Regions from separate parts of the Homo sapiens genome. Here region 2 is linked to region 1. A link is an interaction called in ENCODE POLR2A ChIA-PET data of the cell type or tissue named here. Cell type or tissue: Panc1. All regions are shown on one strand. Links, peaks and the distances in the headings refer to the core of each region. The heading gives the core; the rest is flanking DNA.

The links. ChIA-PET counts read pairs that join two places held together with the same protein. Peaks named below come from ENCODE experiments on the same cell type or tissue, not always from the same donor. Only the 100,000 strongest peaks of a DNase experiment are listed, where the experiment ranks them.
Region 2: POLR2A ChIA-PET joins it to region 1 with 8 read pairs; 2 of 35 experiments call an interaction of 5 or more read pairs at or near these places.

The regions. Positions count from the first base shown.
Region 1 is chr12:71,846,733-71,855,075 of GRCh38, forward strand. The region is part of intron 1 of TBC1D15 (TBC1 domain family member 15); the gene reads left to right. It also overlaps the pseudogene MRS2P2. Among named protein-coding and RNA genes, the nearest start is that of TBC1D15, 11 kb to the left of the region's middle. In Panc1, for the core only: a CTCF peak has its summit at 48; no DNase peak of the experiment used is centred there.
Region 2 is chr12:71,394,286-71,402,628 of GRCh38, forward strand. No RefSeq gene overlaps it. Among named protein-coding and RNA genes, the nearest start is that of LGR5, 41 kb to the right of the region's middle. In Panc1, for the core only: CTCF peaks have their summits at 3,607 and 3,810; no DNase peak of the experiment used is centred there; H3K27ac peaks cover 6,283 bases.

The DNA.
Region 1 (8,343 bases), core at 45-8,044:
ATGTAAATTATTTTTTATACAGCTTTTTTTTTTTTTTTTTTTGCCCTGAGACATGGCCTTGGTCCGTGGCCCAGGCTAGAGTGTAGTGTGTGATCTCGGCTTACTGCAGCCTCCGCCTCCTGGGCTCTAGTGATCCTCCCACTTCAGCCTCCTGAGTAGCTGGGACTAAAGGCATGCACCATCACACCCAGCTAGTTTTTGTATTTTTTGTAGAGATGGAGTGTTGCCGTGTTGCTCCGTCTGCTTAGAACTCTTGGCCTCAAGTGATCCGCTCACCTTGGCCTCCTAAAGTTCTGGGATTACAGGTGAGGCACTGTACCTGGCCTATACAGCTATTTTTGAGATACAATTGATATGATAGACCACATGTATTTAGAGTATACAACTTTGACATTTGTGTACACCATGAACCCATGAACACAATTAAGATAATGATGTTTTCACCACCTCTGTTAGTTTTCTCGTGACTCACTGTACCATCACTCCATGTGTCCTCAGGCAACCACTGAGCATTTTTTGGTCACTATAAATTAGTTTTAATTTTCTAGAACTTTATATAAATGGAATTATATAGTATATACTCTGTTTTTGTATGGCTTTCTTTATTCAGGATAATTATTTTGAAATTCATGGTGTTGTATGTATCATTAGTTTTTTTTTTATTTCCAAATAATATCCATTGGGCCAGGCACGGTGGCTCACGCCTGTAATCCCAGCACTTTGAGAGGCTGAGGCGGGTGGATCACGAGGTAAGGAGTTCGAGACCAGCCTGACCAACATAGTGAAACCTTGTCTCTACTAAAAATACAAAAATTAGCTGGGTGTGGTGGTATGTGCCTGTAATTCCAGCTACTCGGGAGGCTGAGGCAGGAGAATTGCTTGAACATGGGAGGCAGAGGTTGCAGTGAGCCGAGATTGTGCCACTGCTCTCCAGCCTGGGTGACAGAGCGAGACTGTCTCGAAAAAAAAACCCCACAAATAATATTCATTGTATGGGTATACCACATTTTGTTTATCTAGTCATGTGTTTGATAGACATTTGGGTTATTTCCACTTTGACTGTTACAAATAAAGCTGCTCTTAGGCCAGGTGCCGTGGCTCACACCTGTAATCCCAGCACTTTGGGAGGCCGAGGTGGGTGGATCACCTGAGGCCAGGAGTTCAAGACCAGCCTGACCAACATGGAGAAACCCTGTCTCTACTAAAAATACAAAACTAGCTGGGCATGGTGGTGCATGCCTGTAATCCCAGCTACTCGGGAGGCTGAGACAGGAGAATCGCTTGAATTCAGGAGGCAGAGGTTGCGGTGAGCCAAGATCTTGCCACTGCACGCCAGCCTGGGCAACAAGAGCGAAACTCTGTCTCGAAAAAATAATAAAACAAACAAATAAATAAAATAAATTAAAGCTGCTCTGAGCATTGGTATATGTGTTTTATGAAAATATGCTTTCATTTTTCTTGATTGGATACCTGGGAATGGGGTGGCTGGATCATATATATTAGTTGTGTGTGTAGCATTTTAACACACTGCCAAATTGTTTTCCAAAGTAGGTGTAGTGTTTTATATTTCCACTGGCAGTGTATGAAAGTTCCAGTTGCTTCATATTTTTGCCCATATTTAATGTCAGTCATTTTAATTTTAGCCATTCTAATAGGTGTGTAATAGTGTTTCATTATGGTTTCAGTTTACATTTCTGTAATGACTAATGGTGTTGAGTATTTTTCCATGTGCTTATTTGCTGTCCTTGTATCTTCTTTGATGAAGTGTCTGTTTAAATCTTCTGCTTATTTTTTTTCAAACTGTGTTTTTTTGTCACTGAGTTTTTAGTGTTCTTTTTATGTCCTGGATTTTATATTCTGGATACAAATCCTTTTAATACAAGTTCATTTGGGTCTTTTTAAAAAAATTATTTATTTTTATTCATCTTATATAAAAGGGGGGCCAAATCTAAGAAAATAATGTTATGTCAAAGTTTGTTTTTTAAAGCATAAACTTTCAGAGTTTGTTTTAAGGTTAATACATAGAGTGCTAGCTTTTTAGTCACCTGAGAATCAGGAAATTCACTTGGACGTAATTCCCTGTGGTAACAAAGAACTATGGCTTCCTATGGGTTTGTCAAGCTCCTAGGCTTCATTCAGCCTGAAATTATACTTTTCTTGTTATGTATAAATTAAATAAAATCTATACAACTGTCTGTTCTTCTGTTGCCTCACATCATGTCTATAAAAACAGCATTTAAAGTTTGCAGGAAATAGAATTTTGGCCTGTTACAAAGCAAACACTTTGTTTCTTTAACTCAGAATTCTGGAAATGCAATCAAGTTCTAGTATTGTGACTGCCAAAATATTTTGTCATCAGATATTAATTTTTTTCAAGTGTCTGACTCCATACAAGAAAATAATAAAAGTATCAGAAGTTAACTGTGATTATAAAAAAAAAAAAAAACAAAAAAAAAACAAAAAACTTCAGTGTCCATAGGGTTGTTCCTCATGGTTTGTTAGGATACTCCTGCCTGATCCAAGTGCATCAGGTCTGAGACTGTTCTTTGTTCCACGCTTCTATCTGCCAGAAGAATCTTTTTAGGTAAGGAGGCTATCATAGGAGGCAATGGAGCTTCTAGCTGTTGTCCAAGGAATGAAAGCAGGCGCCTCCAGCTGAGCCACTTCCCATGAACATAATTCCTGTAATCAGTCAAAACACTCCATGGGCCTCTTCAAGGGAAGATTCCAAACTCATTCCAAAAGCAACTTCCATTACTCCAAAGAGCGAAAGAGAGAAGGTTCTTATGGTCAGCTGTAGATTCAACTTCATTATCACGTTACAGTGGCTGTCCAGATTGATGAAAATAATACTTTGTGAATCATCAGTCAGTACCGTAAGCTCCTAAGCTGCATTGGAGACATCGTCAGCTAGTCGGTAGTAGTTTTCCATCAGCAACTCTATCTCCTCTGCATGGTCAGTCCCAGTACTGCTCTTTTCAAAGACTCGGGGGTCACTCCATTTTGATAGAGCTCTTCTAGCAACTCTTTCTCATCCAGGATCTCCAAAATTGACTCTGAAAATTTTAATATCTGTTTCTAACTCTAATAGACTTTTGCCATTCTGTAGTAAAATGTGGAGTTTGCTTCTGTCTATAGAAGAATGTTTGGGGTCCACCAAAGCTTCCAGCGTCTTGAGGATCAGTGGCTGGAAAAGGCTAAGTTTCCCCTGAAGGGTGTTGATCCAGTATTGCAGGAGTGCTTCTATAGCTCTAAACTCAAAAAATTAAAGGGTTTCTAACAAGTTGACCCTCTCCAGACAATTGTGAAGAGAGTTCCCGGAACAGCCATCGCTGTGAGTTTAAATTATGATAATCTAATATCAGAAGACACTCTGGAGTTATCTCAGCTTTCAAATACTCCATTCTCATGATAATCATATTATTTCTGGCTGTGATACTCATTACATAGTGAAATCTCAAATCTCTGGCTTGAAGACCTAACTCTTGGTATAACTCAGTTTTCTTCCTTTCAAAAGAAGTAACATTTCTCTGTCAAATTTTGTCATGGTAAATACTGGGGCTATACTGGCTAGAGTGGTTTGAAAGACATCAGAAGTTCTAAACCAGTGCATTTCACCTGCCATGTGGAGCCGGCGGGGTTCGCACAGTGGGCCACCCAGCTCCTTCTGAGCAGGTTGGCTGCACAGCCACAGGCAGTCGCAGAGTTTTTGTTCTGTCGCCCAGGCTGAAGTGCAGTGATATGATCATAGCTCACTACAACCTTGAATTCCTGGGCTCAAGTGATCCTTCCACCTCAGCCTCCCAGGTAGCTAGGACTACAGGCATGTGCCACCATGCCTGGCTATTTTTTTTGTTTTGTGGACGTGGGGTCTAGCTGTGTTGCCGAGGCTGGTCTTGAACTCCTGCCCTCAAGGCGATCCTCCTACCTGGGCCTCTGTATTAGTTTTCACATTGCTATAAAGAAATAGCTGAGGCCGGGCGCAGTGGCTCACGCCTGTAATCCTAGCACTTTGGGAGACCGAGGTGGGTGGATCGTGAGGTCAGGAGATCGAGACCATCTTCGGCAACATGGTGAAACCCCGTCTCTACTAAAAATACAAAAATTAGCCAGGTGTTGTGGCGCGCGCCTATAGTCCCAACTACTTGGGAGGCTAAGGCAGGAGAATCGCTTGAACCCGGGAGGCAGAGCTTGTGGTGAGCCAAGATTGTGCCACTGCACTCAGCCTGGTGGCAGAGCAACACTCCATCTCAAAAAAAAAAAAAAAAAAAAAAAAGAAAGAAATACCTGAGACTTGGTAATTTATAGATAAAGAGGTTTAATTGGCTCATAGTTTTACAGGCTGTACAGGAAGCATGATGCTGGCATCTGCTCAGCTTCTGGGAGGCCTCAGGAAACTTACATTCATGGTGGAAGGCAAAGAACAAGCCAACACGTCACATAGAGCAGGAGGAAGGGGGAGGGGGAGGTGCTACACACTTTTAAACAACCAGATCTCATGAGAACTCACTATTGTGATGACAGCATCAAGAGTGGATGGTGTTAAACCGTGAGAAACCACCCCCACTATTACCTCCCCCCAGGCCCCACCTCCAACGTTGGGTATTGTAATTCAACATGAGATTTAGGTGGGGACACAGATCCAAACCATATCATTCCTCTTCTGGCCCCTCCCAAATCTCCATTTCCTTATCACATTTCAAAGTAGAATCATACTTTCCCAGTAGTCCCTCAAAGTCTTAACTCATTTCCGGCATTAAATCAGAAGTCCAAAGTCTCATCTGAGCCAAGGCTAGTCCTTTCCACCTGTGAGGCTGTAAAATGAAAAACAAGTTAGTTACTCCCAAGATTCAATGGGGTTATAGGCATTGGGTAAATACTCCCATTCCAAAAGGGAAAAATCGGCCAAAAGAAAGGGGCTGTAGGCACATGCAAGCCTGAAACCCAGCAGGGCAGTCATTAAATCTTAAAGCTCCAAAATAATCTCTTTTGACTTCATGTCCCACACCCAGGGCACACTGATGCAAGGGGTGGGCACCCAAGGCCTTGGACAGCTCTGCCCTGTGGCGTTGCAGGGCTCAGCCCCTGTGGCTGCTCTCAAGGGCTGGTATTGTGTGCCTGTGGCTTTTCCAGGCTGAGAGTGCAAGCTCTTGGTGGATTTATCATTCTGGGGCCTGAAGGACAGTGGCCCTCTTCTCACAGCTCCACTAGGCAGTGCTCTTGTGGAGGCACCGATACTACATTTCTCCTCCTCACTGCCCTATTAGAGGTTCTTCATGAGGACTCTGCCCCTGCATCAGGGTTCTGCTTTGACTACCAGGCTTTTCCATACATCCTCTGAATTCTAGGCAGAGACTCTCAAGCTTCAGCTGTTGCATTCTGTGCACCTGCAGGCTTAACATCATGTGGAAACTGCTATGGCTTATAGCTTGCACCTTGTGGGCCTCAAAAGGGCCCAGCAGCCTGAGCTTTACCTGGGCCCTTTTGAGTCACAGCTGGAGCTGGAGTGTCTGGGATGCAGGGAGCAGTGTCCTGAGGTTGTGCAGGGCAGCAGGGCCCTAGGCCTGGCCAAGGAAACCATTTTTCCCTCCTATGCGTTGGTCCTGTGATGGGAATGGCTGCTGCAAAGGTCTCTGAAATGCCTTCAAGGCCTTTTCCCCATTGTCTTGGCTATCAGCACTTGCCTTTCTGGTAGTTATGCAAATTTCTGCGGTGAGTTTGAATTCCTCTCCTGAAAATGGGCTTTTCTTTATTGCCACATGGCCAGGATGCAAATTTTCTAAACTTTTATGTCCTGCTTACCTTTTAAATATAAGTTCCAGTTTCAGGTCATTTCTTTGCGTATGCATATGAGCATAGGTTGTTAGAAACAGCCAGGCCACATCTTGAAGACTTTGCTGCTTAGAAATTTCTTCCACTGGATACCCTAAATCATCCATCTCAAGTTCCAAGTTCCACAGATCCCTAGAGCAGGGGCACAGTGCAGCCAGGCTGTTTGCTAAGACATAGCAAAAGTGACTTTTACTCCACTTCCCAGTAGTTCCTCATTTCCATCTGAGACCTCCTCAGCCTGGCCTTCACTCTCCGTATCACTGCCAGTATTTTGGTCACAACCGTTCAACCAGTCTCTAGGAAATTCCAAACTTTCCCTCATCTTCCTATCTTCTGAGCCCTCCACACTCTTCTGACCTCTGTCTGTTACCCACTTCCAAAGCTGCACCCACATTTTAAGGTGTTTTTATAGCAATGCCCATTTCTGATACCAATTTTCTGTATTAGTCAATACTCACTGCTATAAAGAAATATCTGAGACTGGGCAATTTATAGAGAAAAGAGGTTTAATTGGCTCACAGTTCTTCAAGTTGTAAAGGAAGTGTGGTGCTGGCATCTGCTCAGGTTCTAGGGAGGACTCAGGAAACTTACAATCATGGCGGAAGGCAAAGAGCGAGCCAACACTTCACATAGAGCAGGAGGAATAGAGAGAGGGGAGGTGCCACATACTTTTAAACAAAATCAGATCTCAGGAGAACTCACTATTGACATGACAGCACCAAGGGAGATGGTGCTAAACTGAGAAACTGCCCCCATAATTCCATTACCTCCCACCAGGCCCTGCCTCCAACATTGGGGATTACAATTTAACATCAAATTTGGGCAGGGACACAGATCCAAACCATACCACCCTCCCAGAGTGCTGGGATTACAGGCGTGAGCCACTGCACCTGGCCGAGTTGTGACTTTAGTGTCTTGAACATATGGGATAGACTTAAAATAATACTTTAATATCCTTCACTACTATTTGTGTTGTTTTGTGGTCAATTGTAATTGATTACTTTTTTTGTTATAGGTCATATTTTCCTGGCTCTTAGCATGCCTTAGTGGTAAATTTTTTACTGGATGTCAGATATGTTGAATTCTCTTTTTGGGTGCTAGATATTTTTGTGTTCTGTAAAATACTATTGAGTTTTGTGTTAGAAGGCACTTAAGTTGCTTGGAGTCAGTTGGGTACTTTTGGGTCTTGCTTTTAAACTTTGCTAAATGGTATCAGCACTGCATTTAGTATAGAACTAATTTTGCCTCACTGATGAGGCAAGGGAGTGCTTTGTGAATTATGAGATTTCCCACTCTGACTGGTGCAAACAGTTATGTGAGCCTGCAGATAGTTTCTTCTAATAGTTTCCCTCTCGCCTTGAAGAGTTTACTGACAAACATGCACTGTTCCATACTCTGCTGAATACTCGAGGAAGACTGCAGATTTCTTGAGTTCCCTGTGTGTTCTTCTCTTTTCTCTGGTACTTTCTCCTGTGAACTCTAGCTGTATTGGCATCCCCTATTTCCCACATCTCTCTCCTCACTGGACACCTTCTGAGTTTTCTCTCCCTTTCCCATAGCTGGGAACACACAACATAAAGCTAGACAATTGTATTGCTCACTTCATTTGGTTCCTTTCTCTCAATAGTCACTATCCTTCATTGTTTGCTGGGGAGTATCATGAAAACTATTGTTTCACAGATTGGTCAGTATTTTTAGTTTAGTTTATTATTATTATTATTTTTCTGGTGGGAGGTTAAATCCAGCCTGTCATTCCATCTTGGCCAGAAGTGGAAGTTTTTATATAGGGTTTCTTTTTCCTTTCTGTTTTTGGTGGAATTAATACCTATCTCTTCTGTACATCTTTTTTCCCCTTCAATCGTAGGCTGAATGTTTGTGTTCCAAATTTGTTCTCTTTGTTGTTATGAACTCTTAAGATGGTTTTTTCTCCCAAGATTTTACCATTTCCTTCTTGTTGGCCTGCATTAATTCTCTTTTCTGTTCTGTACCTTCTGACAGGCGACATTATCAGCAAGATATTCAAGAATTTTAACAGATGGTATGTATTTAGAGAATGTGCCAGTAGATGTTTGGATAGCTGAAGGTCATCATCATATACATAGAGTGGTTTTATACCAGTTTGTAATTTGTATTAAAGTGTCTTTTTTCTTCCTTCTCATTGATAGTCTGTATAATCTTCCAAAACAATTGCATTCCTCTCCCCCCCACCTTCTTTTGCAGATTCGCTTGGTGACAGGTGGTGCTACTTCCTCAAATCTTTGATCTGTTCTTCCCTTTCTTTTTCTCAAGGTATATTTTTTCATTGTTGAATTTGTATCATGTTTTCCATCAGACAAAATTCCTTCAGTACCCTTGAGATTTGATTTAGATCCTATTTAAGACTTTACATTTTGTGTATTAGTCCGTTATCACACTGCTATAAAGAAATACCTGAGACTAGGTATTTTATAAAGGAAAGAGGTTTAATTGACTCACGGTTTCGCATGGCTGGGGAGGCCTCAGGAAACTTCA
Region 2 (8,343 bases), core at 175-8,174, 450 kb before region 1:
ATATGATCCTTGGCTCTACTTTCCAACTGCATGTCCTGTTCATCCCACTCTACACTGCCCTCCTTGCTGCTACTTGAAAAAGCCATGCTTTTTCCCAATTTAGGGGTTTTTGTCTATGCAGTTTCCTCTGCTGAACAGATTTCTCCTCCCAGTATTCCAATAAGTGGCTCTATCGCTTCAGTCAGGTCTCTGCTCAACTGTCTGTCACCTGTCAAAGAAGCAGTCTCTATTTCATCTACATTAGAACACCTATCATTCTATCCCTTCATCCTGCATATTTTTTCTTAAAGCATTTATTATTACCTTACATTATATTACACATTTGTTAACTTTTTATTATTTGTATCTTGCACTAGAAGATAAGCTTTGTGGTGGCACAAACTTGTTTTGTTTACTGATGTTTCCCCAGCTCCTAAAACAGTGCAGAGCACACATTAAGTACTCATAAGTTATAGTCAGAGAAATGAATTAATGCCTCCATATTTCACCTCTTAACTTCTGAGCATTGCCCACTGTTTTCCAGTTTGAAAACATAATCCATGCACTAATTAACTATTCTTAGATGCCGCATCACAATTTGTGGTTCTCCCTCTTTCACTTCAAGTACTGAAAGATACAGATCAATTGCTGGATGTTAAAGTGATCTAATGGTAGAAACTGTCTCTCAGCTATTTATAACCAGGCTACAATGCCTGAAATTCTATAGCAAGCCTCTATAAAATTTCTTCAGCTCTCACAGCTTGCTGTCACCACATTTAAAATTGCTTTATGGGATTGAAAGGTGGAGGCAATTTGTGGTCCTAAGTAAAACTACTTGCTTTCAGTTAGTTTGGCTGTGAAGCAAGAAGATGGTGAGTATCCAGGATGTCAGCTGTGATCAGCTTGTCTTACTATCTTCTGTTAAATATGGCACACAGGGCCGGGCGTGGTGGCTCACGCCTGTAATCCCAGCACTTTGGGAGGCCGAGGCGGGTGGATCATGAGGTCAGAAGATCGAGACCATCCTGGCTAACACGGTGAAACCCCATCTCTACTAGAAATACAAAAAATTAGCCTGGCATGGTGGCAGGCACCTGTAGTCCCAGCTACTCAGGAGGCTGAGGCAGGAGAATGGCATGAACCCGGGAGGCAGAGCTTGCAGTGAGCCGAGATCACGCCACTGCACTCCAGCCTGGGGGACAGAGCAAGATTCCGTCTCAAAAAAGAAAAAAAAAATGGCACACAGAAAATACTGAAGAAATGATTCTGTTGCAGGCCCAAGCCTCAGAACCATCTAATAAGGTGACATGAGTGTCTTACTGTAATTTAAGGTTGAATTAGGGCCTTTGGGCATCACAATACAGTCTAATTCAACCATCACAAGCATGTCTTTAGAAGGGAATATCCTTGCAGGTCTACAGAAAACAACTCACATTCTGCCCCACTGGGTTCCATAATGTAGGATATCACCTGCCACACTCATGACTCCGTTCATGTTTTCTTCCAGGAGTCATTGCCTCAACAGAACATTTCCTGGCTGCAAGCACATCCAATACAAGGCATAAAATAGCCAGTCCTGTATAAAACATATGAAATGGTAGTTCTTTTAAATACTACATTTTGAAGTCTGGAGTCAAGAAAAATGGGTCCTATATTCCCATCTTTTTGGAAACTATCGAGAATTGTTATTTTATACAGAAAAGGTAACTGACAATTACTGAGCCCTTACTGTGTGCCAGACACTTTATGAAGCCAGTGACTTCATTTGTTTTAATTCTTACAACATTGATCCTGTAAAATAGGTATCATCACTGCCATTTTGCAACTAGAAAACAGATTTAGTGATCTCAAGAGGCCTGCCCTCCTAACCTCCTAATCTCCCAGTCTTCTCCAATCAGTTAATGTCACCACCAGCCTTTCAAATGCTCAAGCTATAAATCTAAGTGTCATCCTTAACACTTAGACACGTCTTCATCTTCACTGCTCCTACCAGTTCAAATAACTATCATTATTACCTGGGCTACTGCAATAGCCTCCTAATTCATCTCTCTGCTTTTATACTTGCCCACTCCATTCTCTAAGCCCAGCAGCCAGAATGATTTTTGTAAAACATAAACCATAAAACAAACTGACTTAAACACTTCCATGATTCCCCACCATACTTACAATATAATTCAAACTATTTTACCCTGCATACGAAACTCTGGATGATCTGCTAAGAACCCTAACTTCATGCTCTTATCTTTCCTCTCTCCAATAATCAGAACTTATTTCTGTTCCTGGAACACACTAAGCTTGTTCCTACTTTAAGGCTCCTGCTCTGGAACTATCTTCACACAGATCTTCACAAAGAAGTTTGTGGTCATTCAGTTCTCAGCTGCTATGTCACCTCCTTAGATGGATCTTTTCTCTTGACAACCTAAAGCAGCCCCCCATCATCACACCCTGTAGTATCACCCAGTTTTATTTCTCCATAGTACTAACTGCTGTCTGCTAATTTCTCTTTTTTAAGAGAAAAAAAGTTTTTTTATTTCTTTCTTTCCGTCTCCTCCCACAAAAATGCATGCTATAAGATACCTTGCCTGTCACATATAGCACTGTGATTCCAGCACTTAAAACAGTGTCTGGGACATTATAAGTAATTGATAAATGCCTAAGTATACACTGTTAATTCCCAGATCAAGGTTAAAATTCAGGTATCCATCCACAAATTTTTTCTACTATATTTTGACTTCTCCATGACTTTATCTTAGAATATTATACATTGTAAAATTTACTATTCACTTTACATATACTGATCTCTATTCACTTTACATATACTGATCTCTATTCACTTTACATACACTGAACTCTATCTCCTTTAAATTATAATTATCTTTATCCTTCAAGGCCTGTTTTACTTTCACTATGGCACTTTTCTTCATACCCCAATCAAGTTTAATCACTCCTTTCTCAATATTAGTATAAAATCTTTATTATATTTTATTTTTGAAACTTAGATTACCTTGGGTTTTTAAATCTACCTCTCCAGCTAGACTATAAGTTCTTTGAAGATAAAGATCATGTCAACTCTTTTTCATTTTTCCCAATGCCCATCAGACATAGAAGGCATTGAGCATAGAATTTAGTCAATAAATTCTTGCTGAATTAAGTTATTTTTTTCTCTATGCAAAGATTTTGTTGATTTTCAGAGATATAAGTCTCTCACAATACAATAAAAATCACTCAAGGAGACAAAACAACCTGTTTATTGACAATAAAGATAATTCCAGGGAATTTATTGGAATGACTAAGGTTCAAGGCAGTATTCCACACATTCTAGAATGAATTCCATGAAGAGTAAATTGCATCTCACTGACTCAGAACCTATAAATATTTTTCAAGTAATATTGACACAGGATGTTGAATTCCAAACAACTTTTTAAAACCACTAATCATTCACATTTCCCCTCAAATGTCACACAGTATAAAACTAATGGATCTTTTGTGACTTGATGACATTTGTCTCCATTTTTAAAGGTATTATAATGGAAATGTGGCCTTCTATCATCCTGCTACAGTTGGTATAAATCCACTAGATACTTTTAAAAAATATTTTGGGAACACACAGTCATGCAAACCAATGTCTGCCTGTCCCAGCAGGGGATAGTAAAAGACTTTACAAACACCAGATGGGATTTAACAGCGTTAATAAAACATTAAATGCTCCAAAAGTGCTAAGTCACTTTGTGAACAACTCAAAAAAAATATATTTGATTTCCATTATACATATTTTTCTTTCCTAAGAAATTCTAAAATTTTCCAGTAAAAGTTTTATCATAGTCCTCTGACAGTTAATTTCTCTTAATGTTAAACTATAATTATCTACCGTTTGGATACTATGCATAGATTAGTATTTGTGGTTTTGTTAACAACTTTATAATTTTACCATAAATATAGAACATATCAAGTTCTCAATGAATTTCAACATGTTTAATGCCTGCTTCACCAGAAATCCAAAGCAGAAATATTTTTGTCCAATGTGACTTATTTTTGTTATACCTAACTATGTATGAGTTGACATTTTCATAAATATTTTATAAAATAGTAATTGGTAATCAATATGATCTAGAAATACATTATTCTCCAATTTATTTTAAAAAAATAATATTCTTGGAATCTTCTGGGAATATAAGATTGTAATCATAAAATAAAATCAATTTTCTATTCAAAGTGACTAGAAGCACAGATAATCCCCCCAGAAAAAAAAATATATATATATATATATCACACACCCAATTGGATTTTATTGAATGTTTTGCTCGAGTAGCAAGCTTCCAGACTGGAAACAAGAAAAGGCAGAATATCTACAAATGTTATTTTTTTTTTTTTTTAGAGACGGAGTCTCGCTCTTTCACCCAGGCTGGAGGGCAGCTGTGCGATCTCGGCTCACTGCAAGCTCTGCCTCCCGGGTTCACGCCATTCTCCTGCCTCAGCCTCCCGAGTAGCTGGGACTACAGGCGCCCGCCACCACGCCTGGCTAATTTTTCGGTATTTTTAGTAGTGACGGGGTTTCACCGTGTTAGCCAGGATGGTCTCAATCTCTTGACCTCGTGATCCGCCCGCCTCGGCCTCCCAAAGCAAATGTTCTTTACTATTGTTTTACTTTACTGTGATTAGAAAATGGCTTGCTTTGCCTAAGTACATGTCAACTCTCAGTAAATGGTTTCAATTCATAAGAAAGCAATTGAAAGTCATTCTAAAATTAAATTTTAGCTGCATTTAATATAGTAAGTATATAATCCACAAACAAACAATAAAGCAACTGAAGAAAAAAAGTATTCATTTGGCCTAGCCATGTCTGTGAGTAGATATGCTATTTTACTATCCTCTGAACCATGTCACTTATCTCAGATAAGGAAACAATTCAGTGCAAGAAAATGCTATCACAGAAATCAGTGCAGCTGGAGTAAAATACCTGTGAGCTCACTTGATGACAGTCCACAAACCAAAGAGGGTTCATGGGTTTGCTCAAAGATGGGGTCAGGGAAGGGTCTCTGTTTTAGTACATTTAATCTCAAAGAGAGTGAAAGTCACAAAAAACAAATCTAATTACGTCACTCTCCTGCTTAAACTCTTCATTACCCTCCCTCTGATCTCAGGAGAAAGTCCAAAATCCCAAAATGCCATCCAAAACGCTTTATGAGCTGGGTTTGCTGAGTTCTCTGGCATCAACTCTCAACATGCCCCCACTCCCTTCACAGCTGTGCAGCAAAATGCAATTCCCCAAGAACACTCTACTCCTTCAAACTGGAACACTCTTCCCTCACTTTCTCAGGACTTACTCCCATCTGTAACTCAAGCTACCACTTAAAGGGCAGCTTCTCCAGAAAGTCCTGCATTTCCAAAGTCCCGTGAGAACAGAAAGTCCTCCTGCAAGTGCTCTGAGCACCGTTCAATATATCCTATTAATCATACTGTATTGCAGGGTGGTTCGTCTGTCTCTGCCACTGGATAGCATTATTTTATCCTCACAAAACCCAATGAGATAGGTCTTATTATGCCATTATATAGATTAATAAACCAAGATTCAGAGAGAAACTTACTTAAGGTCACATAGTTAATTGGAGGTGGAAGAAGAAATAAATAAAATCCTGTAGCTTCTTTTAACCATCACACTATGCAGCCATTGAGGATGAAAGCATTAATTCAAACCATTATGAACTGTTGCTATATTAACTTAGATTTTATATATATTATATGTATAAACGATATACATATGTACATATAATGCTTAGTGTATAACCTACCTGTAACACATACTATGTGCTCAATAAACATTAGTCATCATCATTATTATTATTATCATTAGCATTATTAATGATTGGTCAGAATTTATCTCTTTCCAGGCAAAACTCCAGGAAAACAGCCAAGCCCAGGACCTTTCCAAACAATGAGAACAATCACAGGTAGTAGTTTTCTCAAACTACATCCCCTGCTTTCTTTCCTCAGAAGTTTTTAATACCAACCTGTATTAAGCTTCCAAAACAGACAAAATAGAATTGCTCTCAAAGGAAATTCCTTTTCACCTCCATCCACCTGCAATTATTCCTTGGTGATTGAGGGCTACATTAAAGAGTCTAAAGAGTATACATTTTACATCTTTGGTGCTGTCATTCTATCACTGCTTTTGCACGATATCCATCTTTATCCTTTTGGCTTGACTTAGGCCCATTATACGTGAGGCCCCATTAAACGAGTGAATTTTTACAAAACTCTTTATTTCTTTAGGGATGTGAAAATGAGTCTTATACCAATGGCAGCAGCATCTATTTGAAGACAATCTGATTTTGCAGGGACTTAAATGGAAAACAATGAAAACAGGAACTGTCTGCTATTAGATATGTTTCCTGAAACCCAAGCTGAGTAAATTAAGTCTCTTGGTTTTGTTGTTGTTCTCACCTCAGAGAGTCCTGCTTAAATCAACAGGGTTTTGAGAGTACAGATCAATAGTAAGACTTTGCATTTTTGCAGAAGAACAAAGCTTTCTGGGGAAAGAATCAGCCAATGAACAGCAATTAGTGTCTTAATTGCAAATACACTTAAAGCTCTGAAGAATTGTGTTAGTTCATTGAATTATTGAATCTGGGATTTGTTCCTCCACATTGAAAACTAAGTGCACAATTTAACATACTTGGCAACTTTTTTAAAGCACAGTCCAAACTTTGAAATGCTTCTTGCATTACAGATCCAAATAGCCCTCATGAAATAATAAAATAAAATCTTTGGTTATCATTTTATTCACAGTAGCATATTGGATTTGCAGTTAATAATTTTCAATTTCCCAAGAGTAAATTTAGCCATAAAAAATTAGTTTATAAATGACCATACAATGTTTTCAATCAACTTCCATATTAGAGATTCAGCTTCTTAATTTAGAGTTCACTCTCATTTTAAATTTATGGATGAAAGAATGAAGAGCTGAAACTTCACGTCTGTGGAGTAGACACTAGACATTGAATCCAATTAGAGCTCCTAGGTGTAGGAAGAGTTGTACTCAACATCGTAAGCACAGGGCCGAGAATTTGGGGATGTGGGAAGCCAACAGAAAGGAATAGAGCACCTAATGAAATAGTCCAGCAGAAGGGCAGAACATAAGGAGAAATCTCTGTTCATTCCACATAATTCTTTATCTGACCTCACCCCCACATTGCAGCAAGTACTACAGATGAGGTAGAGACTCCTCAGCCATAAGGAATGAACCCCAAGGCACTAGGTTCTCTCCACCTACTCTGTCTTCATAGTCACAAAGATTTTGACAGAGCTCCAAATCTGGGAGAAGATTTTGAACTATTCACAGATCTCACCGCTCCTAAAAACTTCAGAAGAGACCTCAGAGCTCCCCTCAGTGCTGTCCCCTCTACCCATTCCAGCTAGAGGAAGGACCATCACACTCTCTGACCTTCCCTGTACAAAATTCTCAGGGCTTTCATAAATACAGTTCCAATGTGCTCACAGCTGAGCTCGAGAGTCTTTATATATGGCATTGTTCTCTGAGTATCATTTTCTGCTTCTGTTGTACCACATCTTAAAACTAATTTTCTCCTAAATTCTATTAGTATAATATTTTCTAAACTGTGAAGAAAAAGTCATTGGCCATTTTAATGGTGATATCATAGTGATTTATATTCATTTTTTCAAGCTTTCTGAGAAGAATGGAAGTAGAATTTTTTTAAAGTAAAAACAAAAAATTTCAGAATGCATAAAGGGAGAACTACATAAATAATCCTTCATGTCCAATGTAGTGCTTTTTAACACTGGGTCCATGAATTGTTATGGTTATCAATGTGTCAGCATATGTCTACTCAGAATGTGTCCATATACATCTACTTATGGAAATTTCGGGTGTATACATATATGAGAATTTTATGTAGGCATCATCGCTTTTATAATATTTTAAATAGGGAAAATGCATCAAAAAAAGTTTTAGGGGAGATAAATTAATAAAAAGTTCAAAATTTTTATCTCACCTTACTATTCAGCCTTTTAATGCCATGAACTTTTTTGGCAGGGGTCAGCCCTTTGCTTCTGAAGATAGAGATATAGATGCAGTATTCTGTATATGTAGACACAGATATAATAGCAGTCATTTTGATTGTCTTTTCTTTTTCTCTTTCTGCTTCTTAAAAAGGCCCCTGTGTTAGTGAGGAACCCATCTTCTTTCAGGAGCTATCTCAACAACTACAGACTTATTCATTGTTCCCCTGCCAGGTTCAGAGAGCTAACAAGGAATGAGGTAGACTCACAATAACAGCCAACCTTTACAGAGAGCTCCCTATATATACACCTGGCACTGTGCAAAACACTTTGCCTCTTCTAGTCTTT